2 separate regions of the Homo sapiens genome follow, and region 2 is linked to region 1. A link is an interaction called in ENCODE POLR2A ChIA-PET data of the cell type or tissue named here. Cell type or tissue: OCI-LY7. All regions are shown on one strand. Each heading gives the region's core, and the rest is flanking DNA. Links, peaks and the distances in the headings are about the cores only.

What was found. ChIA-PET counts read pairs that join two places held together with the same protein. Peaks named below come from ENCODE experiments on the same cell type or tissue, not always from the same donor. Only the 100,000 strongest peaks of a DNase experiment are listed, where the experiment ranks them.
Region 2: POLR2A ChIA-PET joins it to region 1 with 21 read pairs; 4 of 35 experiments call an interaction of 5 or more read pairs at or near these places.

The regions. Positions count from the first base shown.
Region 1 is chr9:37,052,840-37,058,228 of GRCh38, reverse strand. No RefSeq gene overlaps it. Among named protein-coding and RNA genes, the nearest start is that of PAX5, 21 kb to the right of the region's middle. RefSeq lists an enhancer at 3,810-4,362. In OCI-LY7, for the core only: no CTCF peak of the experiment used is centred there; no DNase peak of the experiment used is centred there.
Region 2 is chr9:37,137,915-37,143,303 of GRCh38, reverse strand. The region is part of intron 2 of ZCCHC7 (zinc finger CCHC-type containing 7); the gene reads right to left. Among named protein-coding and RNA genes, the nearest start is that of ZCCHC7, 20 kb to the right of the region's middle. In OCI-LY7, for the core only: no CTCF peak of the experiment used is centred there; DNase peaks (open chromatin) are centred at 297, 1,522, 2,133 and 2,513; H3K4me3 peaks cover 4,318 bases; H3K27ac peaks cover 5,000 bases.

The sequences.
Region 1 (5,389 bases), core at 294-5,293:
TAAGAAGCTTCCAGGTGATGCTGATGCTTCTTGTCGATGAACCGCACTTTGGGAAGCAAGGCACTGGAGCTCTGAATTGCATTTGTGTGTCCATTTGTCCATCTCCGTCCCTAGACCCTGAAGCAGGATCCTTCCAGATAATCCCTACTGTCGAACACAGCACATGTCATATAAAAGTTTGTTCAATGCGGGCCAAGGGTGGTAGTTCACGCCTGTAACCCCAGCACTTTGGGATGCCAAGGTGGGAGGATTTCCTGAGCTCAGGAGTTCAAGACCAGCCTGGGCAACATGGCAAAACCCTGTCTCTACCAAAAATACAAAAATAATAATAATAATAATAATAATTACCAGGCATGGTGGCACATGTGTGTAGTACCAGCTACTCAGGAGGCTAAGGTGGGAAGATCGCTTCAGCCTGGGAGGCCGAGGTTGCAGTGAGCTGAGATCTTACCACCTATACTCCAGCCTAAGTGACAAAGTGAGACAAAACCCTCTCAAAAAAAAAAAGAGTTTGTTGAATGCATTAAAAGCATGTTGAATATGAAAGACATTTAATAGGTACTACCTATAACTATAAAAAGTGGGGAGGTACCCTAAAGTACAATAACATGAGAATGGGTAAGTAAATTATAGTACAAGTGAGTATACTTCAGAATAGTCTTAAATAATTAAGGTGGTCATTATGAAGTCCATATAATAATGTGGGGAAATTCCTATGATACAGTTTTAGAAGGCATGTGAATTTTTGCTTATCATAGCCACTGTGGGATATTATGCATTTGGACAAAAACTAGAACAGAACAGAAAATAATCAGCAAGTTTGATTACTTGGAGCAATAGGATGATGGAAACATTTTTCACTTGGATTTCTGTGGATGTTACAAAAATTCAGGCAAAAAAAAAAGCAACACCTATGAAAGAAAAGAAATTAAACGTGCATGTTCTAATTGTGGAAAATCAAAACAGAGATAAGTAAACCCCACATATGGTGGCTTAGATTTGGGATTGTATGTACTGTTTAAAAATATATAGGCAGGGCATGATGGCTCACACCTGTAATCTCCTCCCTTTGGGAGGTCGAAGTGGGTGTATCACGTGAGGTCAGGAGTTTGAGACCAGCCTGGCCAACATGGTGAAACCCCGTCTCTACTAAAATACAAAAATTAGCTGGGTTTGGTGGCACGTGCCTGTAATTCCAGCTACTCAGAGGCTGAGGCATGAGAATCACTTGAACCCAGGAGTTGGAGGTTGCAGTGGGCTGAGATCGAACCACTGCACTCTAGCCTGGGTGACAGAGGGAGACTCTGTCTCAAAAAAAAAAAAAACATATATATCTATCTATATATGTATATATACACACACATGTTAACTTTTCTTTACACAATTACTCATCATGATTTTGACAGCATCTCTCTTCCTTTGTCCCTTCTTTCCTTCCTTTCTTTCCTTTTCTTATGCTTTCCCTCTCCCCTCCACTTTTTAAGACATCTCTCCCTTAAGGAATTCCCATTCCCATTCCCATTCCATTCCCTTAAGGAATCCCAGTGATAGCTCATCAAAGAAGCACATGAATAGCTGACATTATGTAATGCTTTGACATTTGGCATTCCCAAGGCATTACCCCACCCCTGATGCAGAATAAGTTGTCAGAGCATGAAATTGGTATTTTTACATATTCTTAATGTACAGATGTCAGTCTGAAAACCATTCGCTAGTATTATGATTACATTCTTTGTCTCATTTTCTTTGTATGCCAAGATTTGTTTTTGTGATTTCTTTTCTTTTGGGAGTTTCAAAGAGGGAAGACAAAACTTTAATAATTCAGTTTACTGATGCCGCCAAAAGGAAAAAGCAAACTTTTAAGTCTCTGACCACTTTTGGCAATGATACTCCTGGCACAGAAGTAAAGATGTAACAAGAAGGAACAGATGCAAACTGGAAATACAATCAGTGGCCCACTCAGCTTGTTCCAAATCAAATATGCCTGCAGTTTACAAGTTTGTTACTCTGTGTTAATCACATAAATGAATAGCCTAGGCTTATGGGAGGAACCCTGTGCCTAAAAAATAATAACATTGTGGAAAATACACAAGATAAGAACCAGAAGGGATTTAGAAACACCCTGGTCCATTCTCCATGTATTCAGTGATGCAGGGGTGAGGGGGAAAATATATTCTAGGTGTGGTCAAGGAAGGTCTCCCTGAGGAGACGACATTAAGTGGAGACTTGAAGGAGAAGGAGCTGGGCATGCAGAAAGCCAGAGGGTAGAACATTCTAGGCAGAAGGAATAACAAGAACTAAGGGTCTGAGAAAATAATAATTCCTAACATTTATTTAACACTTAATATGTGCCTGGCGCTATTCTAAACACATTACATATATTACCTCACATATTCTTTTTTTTTTTCAGAGACTGGGTCTCACTCCGTCACCCAGACTGGAGTGCAGTGGCATGATCATACATAGCTCACTGCAGTCTCAAACTCCTGGGTTCAAGCGATCCTTTCGTCTTGGCTTCTCAAAGCACTGGGATTACAGGTGTGAGCCACGGAGCCCAGCCTACCTCATGTGTTCTTCACAGCAGCTCTATGAGGCAGAGAATATCATTGTCTCCATTCTATAGGTGGGGAAATGAAGCACACCACAGTTAGGTAACCTCCCCAAGGCTGAACAGCTAGTAAGTGCGAGAGCTGGGATTCTAACCCAGCAGTACAATTCCAGAGTCCATATGCTTAACCATTTTGCCATGCTGACAAAGTTGGGGCTGAACCCCTAGTCTCCTGACTTCTACTTCAATGCCTATCCCAGTTATATACATGTATATAGGTACTTATACACACTCCCAACTTTCCCTCTCAGGAGTCTATATAAACAAGGGACATCTGAAGGTGCCTTCTCTAATCAAGTTGCTAGAATTGAGATGCCCATGGGGAATCTGTGTTGGCACTCCACCCTGAGGGGCGCAGTCACCCTGAAGACATAGGCTTCATGTCTCATGTGGAAATTTCCTAGGTGTATCCCCCAGTGCAGGCAGCCCTGGGAAAACTGGTTGAAGATGGTGGCAAGGACAGAATCGATGGCTCATTGACAGTCTGTTTGGGGCCTGAGATGAAAGCTTAGGGCTATGGTAGATTCAGCTCAGTGATATGTGGTCAGAGTCGAGGCCATCCAAAGGAGAGAGGTCATGGACCATGGTTGTCATGAAAAACTTCTAGAACTGGCCAGAGCTCCACAAGGAAGGACTTGAGCTAAATTGGCAAGTTGTTAAGAGCTCCAGGTTGTTTGAGACCCATACTGCTTCCTACCTGCGTTTCACTTCATTCATTCATTTGTGCATTTAATTATTATTTTATCTGGCCATTTATTCATTCAACAAATTTTTACCCTGTGTCTGCCACATGCCATTCCTCTGCTAGGCAGTGAGATACAAAGATGTAGTCCCTATTCTAGAGGAGCTCAAAGTCTAGAGAGATGGGAGAGGGCATAGTTCAGAGAAGAATTCCTGGGGAAGGCAACACTGAATAGAGTCTCTCTGGAAAGAGTAGAGAGGGAAGACCAGTGAAGACAAAGGAAACAGCAAATGCAAAGCTACACTGACATGAGGGAGCCTGGCTCAGTTGGATACATGCAAATCTTGCTCATACACCATGAAAACTGAATATGGAGGGTGTGAGTATCAAGGGTATAGAGCAAAGCCAGAAAGAGAAATGTGCTACCCCGCCTTTGTTACAAGGCAGTGGTTAAGCAATACAGGAGAAAGTGGAGAGGATGCCGGCCTGGGGATCTGGAGACTGGGGTCCAACCTGAGCTCTGTGCTAATTGAGGAGGTGACCTTGGACAGGTCTCTTCTGCTCTCTGGACTTCAGTTTGACCCTTTGTAAAATGACAGGGTAGGATTATGGTGATGTCTTAGGGGCTGTCTTCCAGCTCTATCATTCTGTGATTCTAAATCCCTTTATAACAAACTCTAGGAGAGGAGCTTTTCTCTTGCAAATGGAGTGTAAAGTTAATCCTGCCTGTGCTGATGCTAACTAATGTGTGTGTGTGGTTTATCCCACTTCATTAAACCCTGACTCCCCACAGAGCAATGCATGAGGCAGCCCAGGCAGGTAAATACTAAAGTGTTGCTGAACTGGGTCTCCTAGTGGAAAATGATTTCCCCTAACTCTTTCTCAAGTTTACCAACACAAAGCATATAACCCCCATTTTCCACACTGTTACCTTGCCACATGTGCAGATTTTAGACCCAATCGTAGAGTATGGTAAGTCGTGTCCTCATACTTCATTTATGTCGGCATCCTCCACAACCCCCACCATGCTGCCAGTGACATCATCGTTTTCCATATGAAGAAACTAAAGCTCAGACAGATTAGACCACTTGGTAGGAGAGACACAGTCCCATGTGATGTGTGACCCATAAAGTGAGGGCAATGCTTCTGTTGACTGAATACTCGCCAAGGGGTGAAAAAATGACAAGCTTTCAGGTAAAGTTCCCAGGTGAAAAACTTCCCCAAGGTTCTTACCTTTTGTGAAGATCTTGCAGGTTCCAAGTCACTTTTTTCTTTTTTTTGAGACAGGCTGTCACTCTGGAGTGTAGTGACGTGATCTTGGCTTACTGCTGCCAGGTGATCCTCCTGCCTCAGCCTCCCGAGTTGCTGGGACTACAGGCATTACCTTGCCCAGTTAATTTTTTATTTTTTGTAGAGATGAGGATCTGCCATGTTGTCCAGGCTAGTCTTGAATTCTTGGTCTCAAGTGATCCTCCTGCCTCCACCTCCCAAAGTTCTGGGATTACAGATGTGAGCCACTACACCCAACCACTTTTTTTTTTAAGACTAAAAGAGAACACTCATTCTAGGTTGTCAGTTGAAAACAAATGCTAATTGTCTTGGGTTCCCTGAATTCTTCTTTTATTGTGAAGTATAGTGCAGATACTGAAAATGCAGAAAGCATATGTATATAGTTTAATGAATAATTAAAAGTGATCCCTGATAATCCCCATCCTAGTAAGGATATAGAATATAATGTTGGGTGAAAAACAAGACACAGAGAATACATCCAGTATAATCCCATTTATATGAAGTTAGTAAAACTGACAGGCTCGACGTTTGGCTGAAGCGGCCCACTCTTTGCATGGTCCTATGCTGTATCTAGACCTGACAAGACTTTGTCCTCTTTCACCTCACTGAGGATGAACCAACCCTCTGAGGACAGAGAGGGATAGAGGCATTGAATGTTAAAGCTGGAAGCCAGGCACAGTGGCTCATACCTGTAATCCCAGCACTTTGGGAGGCCAAGGCGGGCGGATCATGAGGTCAGGAGTTTGAGACCATCCTGGCCAACATGGTGAAACCCCGTTTCTACTAAAAATACAAAAATTAGCTGGGCA
Region 2 (5,389 bases), core at 198-5,197, 85 kb before region 1:
AAAAAATCATGAATAAAAGTATTTCGATCATACTTCAATAGTTACCATACAGGTTTAGCCATTCAGTTTTAAAAGAATCTTCCACCCACTGCCAAAAGAAAAAAGGAAGAGGAAGAACAAAAAAGAAATCCTACAAAACGAGAGTTTCAAATAAAGACTGGAAAAGGCATCAAGCAATCATGACCTTTAAAAAAAAAATTGTCTGACAATTGTCTGTGAAGTTTTTTTAACAGCATAAAAGCACTTCACCAGTTTCTTCTTTCCTTAATAAATTTCAAGTTCGGCTCTACAGTGTTCTCCTAGTAAGGCCACACACAATAAAACCCAGGCACTGAGCTTTAAGAATTAATAACATTTTCCACGAACATTTGCTAGTAAAACATGCTAACAGAATTAATTCCTTGTTATTTTTAAAGCTGTATACTTCTGTTGGACCACTTTTATATCACAGGTTATACCTTGATTTGATGTGCTGAATACTAGAAATATATTTTAGGTTATTCAAGTTTCTCAATAATTACATATGAATATCAATTATAAAATTACAATACACCTTTTAAAATACTTTAAAAGGAGGAATAGTTTTACAAACTCATGAAGCCTATATAACTATAATCAAAGACTAGAAATTCAAAAGATTATTTTAATTGGCATGGACAAACAACAGCTAATTAGACTATCAGGATACATTTTCTTCTTAGTTTGAAACTCACTGATTTAAAAGAAATTGCTTTTTGAGAAGTCATTTGATAGAAATCAAAATGTGAAGCACAGTAACTAGAAAATAATAGCAAAAATAAAGAAAACAAAATTCAATGATGCTATTTATTTCTTGGTAATTACAAATTCTATAAATCAGTTTCATATTCTAAGAGCACTACATCCACAAGAAAAAACCTGTAATTAACAGACACAGAAAGAAGGCTTGCCCTTACCCCAATTCCCAAAGTCCTTAACAGATATGCAGAAAGAGCATTTTAGACACCTCACAACCATGAGGTACAATCAAAGGAAAAAAATCTAAAATTATTAATTATCAAAATTACTCTTTTCCCTATGTATCAACATTACAAGGTTTTTTTTAGCCTATTTACAGTATATCATAACATCATTTTTCCTGATTAGGAAATTATTAGAATTTTTTAAATGGTAAAAAGGATCTCTTTATTATTTTATGTTAATTTAGCAAATACAAAATTCAGTTAAATGTTACTGTATGACACCAGCCTCACAAAACAACTGTAAAACAGAAGTAGCTTTGATCACAATAATTTGATATTTTAAAGCCTGTGAATATTAATGAAAAAATATTTTGGGGAGATGTTGGGAACAGAGACCTCTACTTTTGACTTCTAACAATAACTAAATTGCCATAGCACTTCAAGGACTTAAATTCAGCAGTACAAAGTTATGTTATAAAACAAAATTCCTCACATTTGAAAGTATGCAAGTTTTGCCAAGAAAAAGCAAACTCTTAAGATCTGGTCAAAGTAAAAATGTGTCCACCGTCAAAGGCATGTTCATATGCTTATTTGAATATATACACACTGTGGACCACAAAATTGAATGTAAGAGAAATCACATTATCAGATTACAACAGATTTCTTGTAAACAACTACTTAATATACAATAATATTTAAATTAAAGATTTATAACAGTACCACTTACTGTTAATTAGTATTTCTAGTATTAACTTGGTTACACTATAAAATAACATTTTTATTCCAACAGTAAAGTGACCATGAATACAAATTTTCAGGATTAATAATTTCCCATCAATTTCATGCATAACACTAACATATCTTTTCAGCTTCTCAATGGCTCAAAAATTAAATTGCTTCTGTTATTAAGAAAACAAAACCAAGAACAAAATTAGTTTTCCCCTGCTAGTCCCCATGGATCTAAGTACCACACAATAATTCTTTCCAATCTGCAAAACAAAGAACACACAAATAGATGGGCTAAGGAAGAAAGATCAAAACAAAGAAACAAATTTAAAAAAAAAAATTCCCCTTTTTCTTTAGCAATCAACAAAATAACAAAAAAGAAAAAGTGGAAAAGTCACCAAGAATATATGACCATGTAAGCATGGGCACTCTTGCAGAAAACCAAGTCTGCAACCGAAAGCCATGGGAAATTTAAATTAGAGCAAACGGCCACAATAGGCAGAGAATCTGTATGGATAAAAAGGGACTGCTGAGGTTGCAGGTATACTACTAAAGATCTTTTGAGATTTCCAAACAAATTTTATTAGTTTTAATAAATTCTAAAAATAAGAAATAAGTATGCGCATTATACTATAAGCATTAAATTTTTTTCCTTTTAATCAAAATACACATGTATGTGATATATCTAAAAGAAGAGGAAGAAAAGATTCTCTTTGCTTAATACTGCTTTAGAAATTTGCTTCACAAACCTATCTCCTTCTATGTTTAAATAATCTTAACGGAATTTAAAAATTTAACACAATGAAGGCCCTTCACTGCTGATGTTAACCTAACTGGTGGCACAATCACAGAGTTGAATTGCAATCGACTTGAACTCCTCTGACTACCGGGTACATAATTATACACCAAAGTCAGTTTAACTAACCAACATGGTTTGAAAATTAGATGACCTGTGGTACAACACTTACGTTTCTTCTGTTAGATCTGATAATAAAACCTCCCAAACTGAATCATCTCAAACAGAAAAATAAAGGGATTAATACAACTTTAAAATGTCATGGCATCAAGAACACAAATATTCCACAACCAAGTAAGTACCTGATGGATCTCTACCACTCACCTATCCAGAAACTTTTAAATTGAATATTTTGAATGTTTAAAAGTATTTCATACACAGAAGAACCAATAATACCAGGCTAAAATATGATTATACAACACATTTACAGCAATATTTAAGTTATATTTATTCTCCCACAAAATTTGTATCATTTTTTAAGCAAACCAAAAGGGCTGAGGTGTTGAATGAAGAGCAAAATACTCAATTATATGGGAGTAAGGATGTCTTTCAAGTTCTTATCAGAACAACGAATTTTTATTAGCTATTAAAATCCTCCTTAAAAGTAGGAAGTAATGCTATTTCTAAATAAAACCATTGACAAAAGTTCATTTGTGTTAAATCAGACCATTTAATACTAAAAACTGGCTAGTACAGGATTAAGGACTAACTTACAGGATTGATTGTGGTTGCACATCTTCTCTTTAAAGAAAATCTCCTTTCTTTAGTTAAATGTATATGTATGTCATATTCTTCCAAATCCTGAATTCCTCACCTGGCTTTTTTAAAGCATAATTTGTATTACATTAGCAATATCATATTACCAGTCATAACCAGTCTATTTCCTATCTTAAGAATTCTCATTAACTACCAATATAGAAAAAGTATTGAAAAGTTTTCAAGAGTTGGAGCTTTCCCTCCCTATGATAGATAATTCTGTTGCAAGCACTATTTAGTTACAAAACAAATATGACTTAAGGGAACTGCCAATAAAAATATTTTCCCTTAATAAATACCTCTTAAGCTACTTAACATCCATTCTTTCACACTGAGGTGGTTATAAGTTAATTGTATATTTAAGCAAAAGCGAGGGAGGGGAAGTACAAATGATTTTCACTATCACAGATTTATGCTGTCTTCCCTTAAAACGTGTTTGCAAAACACGAGATTAAGAACAGATGCTCTCAAGTCCACAATAAACTAATTTTCAAAACTGACAAAAGTTGGAATTCTAAGGTAAGAATTTGTTATAGAAATAAAAGCTATACATTTAGCAGACAAGATCCACTTTAAAATAATTATTACATTTAGAATCCAAATCTACACAACAGAAATAATTTTTATCTCTAGAATTACATCTCCATCCAGAACCAATGCTGTTAGATCAAGATTCAAACTAAAAAGCAAGTCATACTCCTTTAAGTATTCTTAAGCATATGATTTAAAAAGAAAATGTGACATAATACATGGTGGATGCCCAATTAAAATATTTATTTCTTAACTATTTGCACAATCAACAAATATCTGGCAAGTAACTCAAAATGCCAAAAGTTAACCATGCCAGTATCTTTAATTTATAACAAAACAAAGATAAATAATAATGAAGAGATTTAAAACGTTAGGCTGAAAACTTCCATGAAGTCCATACTTTTGCTTCATTAATAAGTCTTAACCACCAAGGAAGCATTTATAAGAGATTATTACTTTGAAATTAAATTTAGTAAAGTCTTAAAAACAGGATCTCCTACTTACAGAATATGAATTATCTGAACAGCCTCTACTCTAAGAAGGGGAAATAATGATTAAATGTTCTCCATTCTATATTTCTTTGGAAAAAAGTTTTACTGTCTAATCATATGTAGCTCACATCAAATTTACTTTCTGACCATAAAAATATACTGTCTATATAAATCATACTTATCTTCTTAGATAAGTGATCACTATATGCAATAATTATTTTTATAATAAACAAAAGCTACAAGAAAATTATATATAAACACTCTTCACTTAAAAAGACATCAGGATTCAAGCTCTTCTGACAAGGAAGAAAATGTTGCCCATCTAATTTTATGCTTTTCCATTCTAAAAAAAAAAAAAAAAAATACAAACCTGTAGATAAGGTGAGTGACATTTTAATGGCAACTAAACTAAGTCATTAGTTCAATAAATACATATCATGGTATTTCTGTTTAAGCAGTTTCCAATGAATTTAGTATATCTTACATGAAGATCAAATCAGTTACTAGAAGAAATGTATTTTTTTAAAGTAAAATTTAATTCTCTCCCTGGGTACTTAACATTGTTGAAAAGAAAACTGTAAATGAATTTAGATTAAAAGTCATAAATTAACTTTGGAAGACTGCCTCCCTATGTTGCTGATCTACAGTGAAATCACAGAAATTAGTGATATACAATATCAACATTCCAAAATGTTATTAAAATCCAACCCAAAGCTGCATGGGATTTCTGGGGTTTCTAATGAGATTTTCATTCTGCTGAACAATGGCCATAAAAAGCTTTCTTCAAACCTCGCTCCATTCACAAGTAAAGCTGAAACTGAACATTTTTATTTCTTCTCTCCCTATGACAACTTCACCATGGAACAGTGAATAACACAGCTCAAGTCATTATGCTAATTAGAAATTAAATAAAAAGATGCCCTAACAATAGTTAAGTGTAAGGTGACATGCTACAACTAAAGACACAGTTCAAAAGCAGCTTTAGGAACTGTGCAGTACAGGCTTACAAAAGCTGAAAACATCAGAGAGGGAGCTCCTTGATGCTCCTGGTGACTGGAATTCTAGCATGTGGCCATTTTTCAGTTATAAGGCAGAAATTAAACTATACATTAATGAGAAGTATGTCACATGGCAATACACTCTTATGA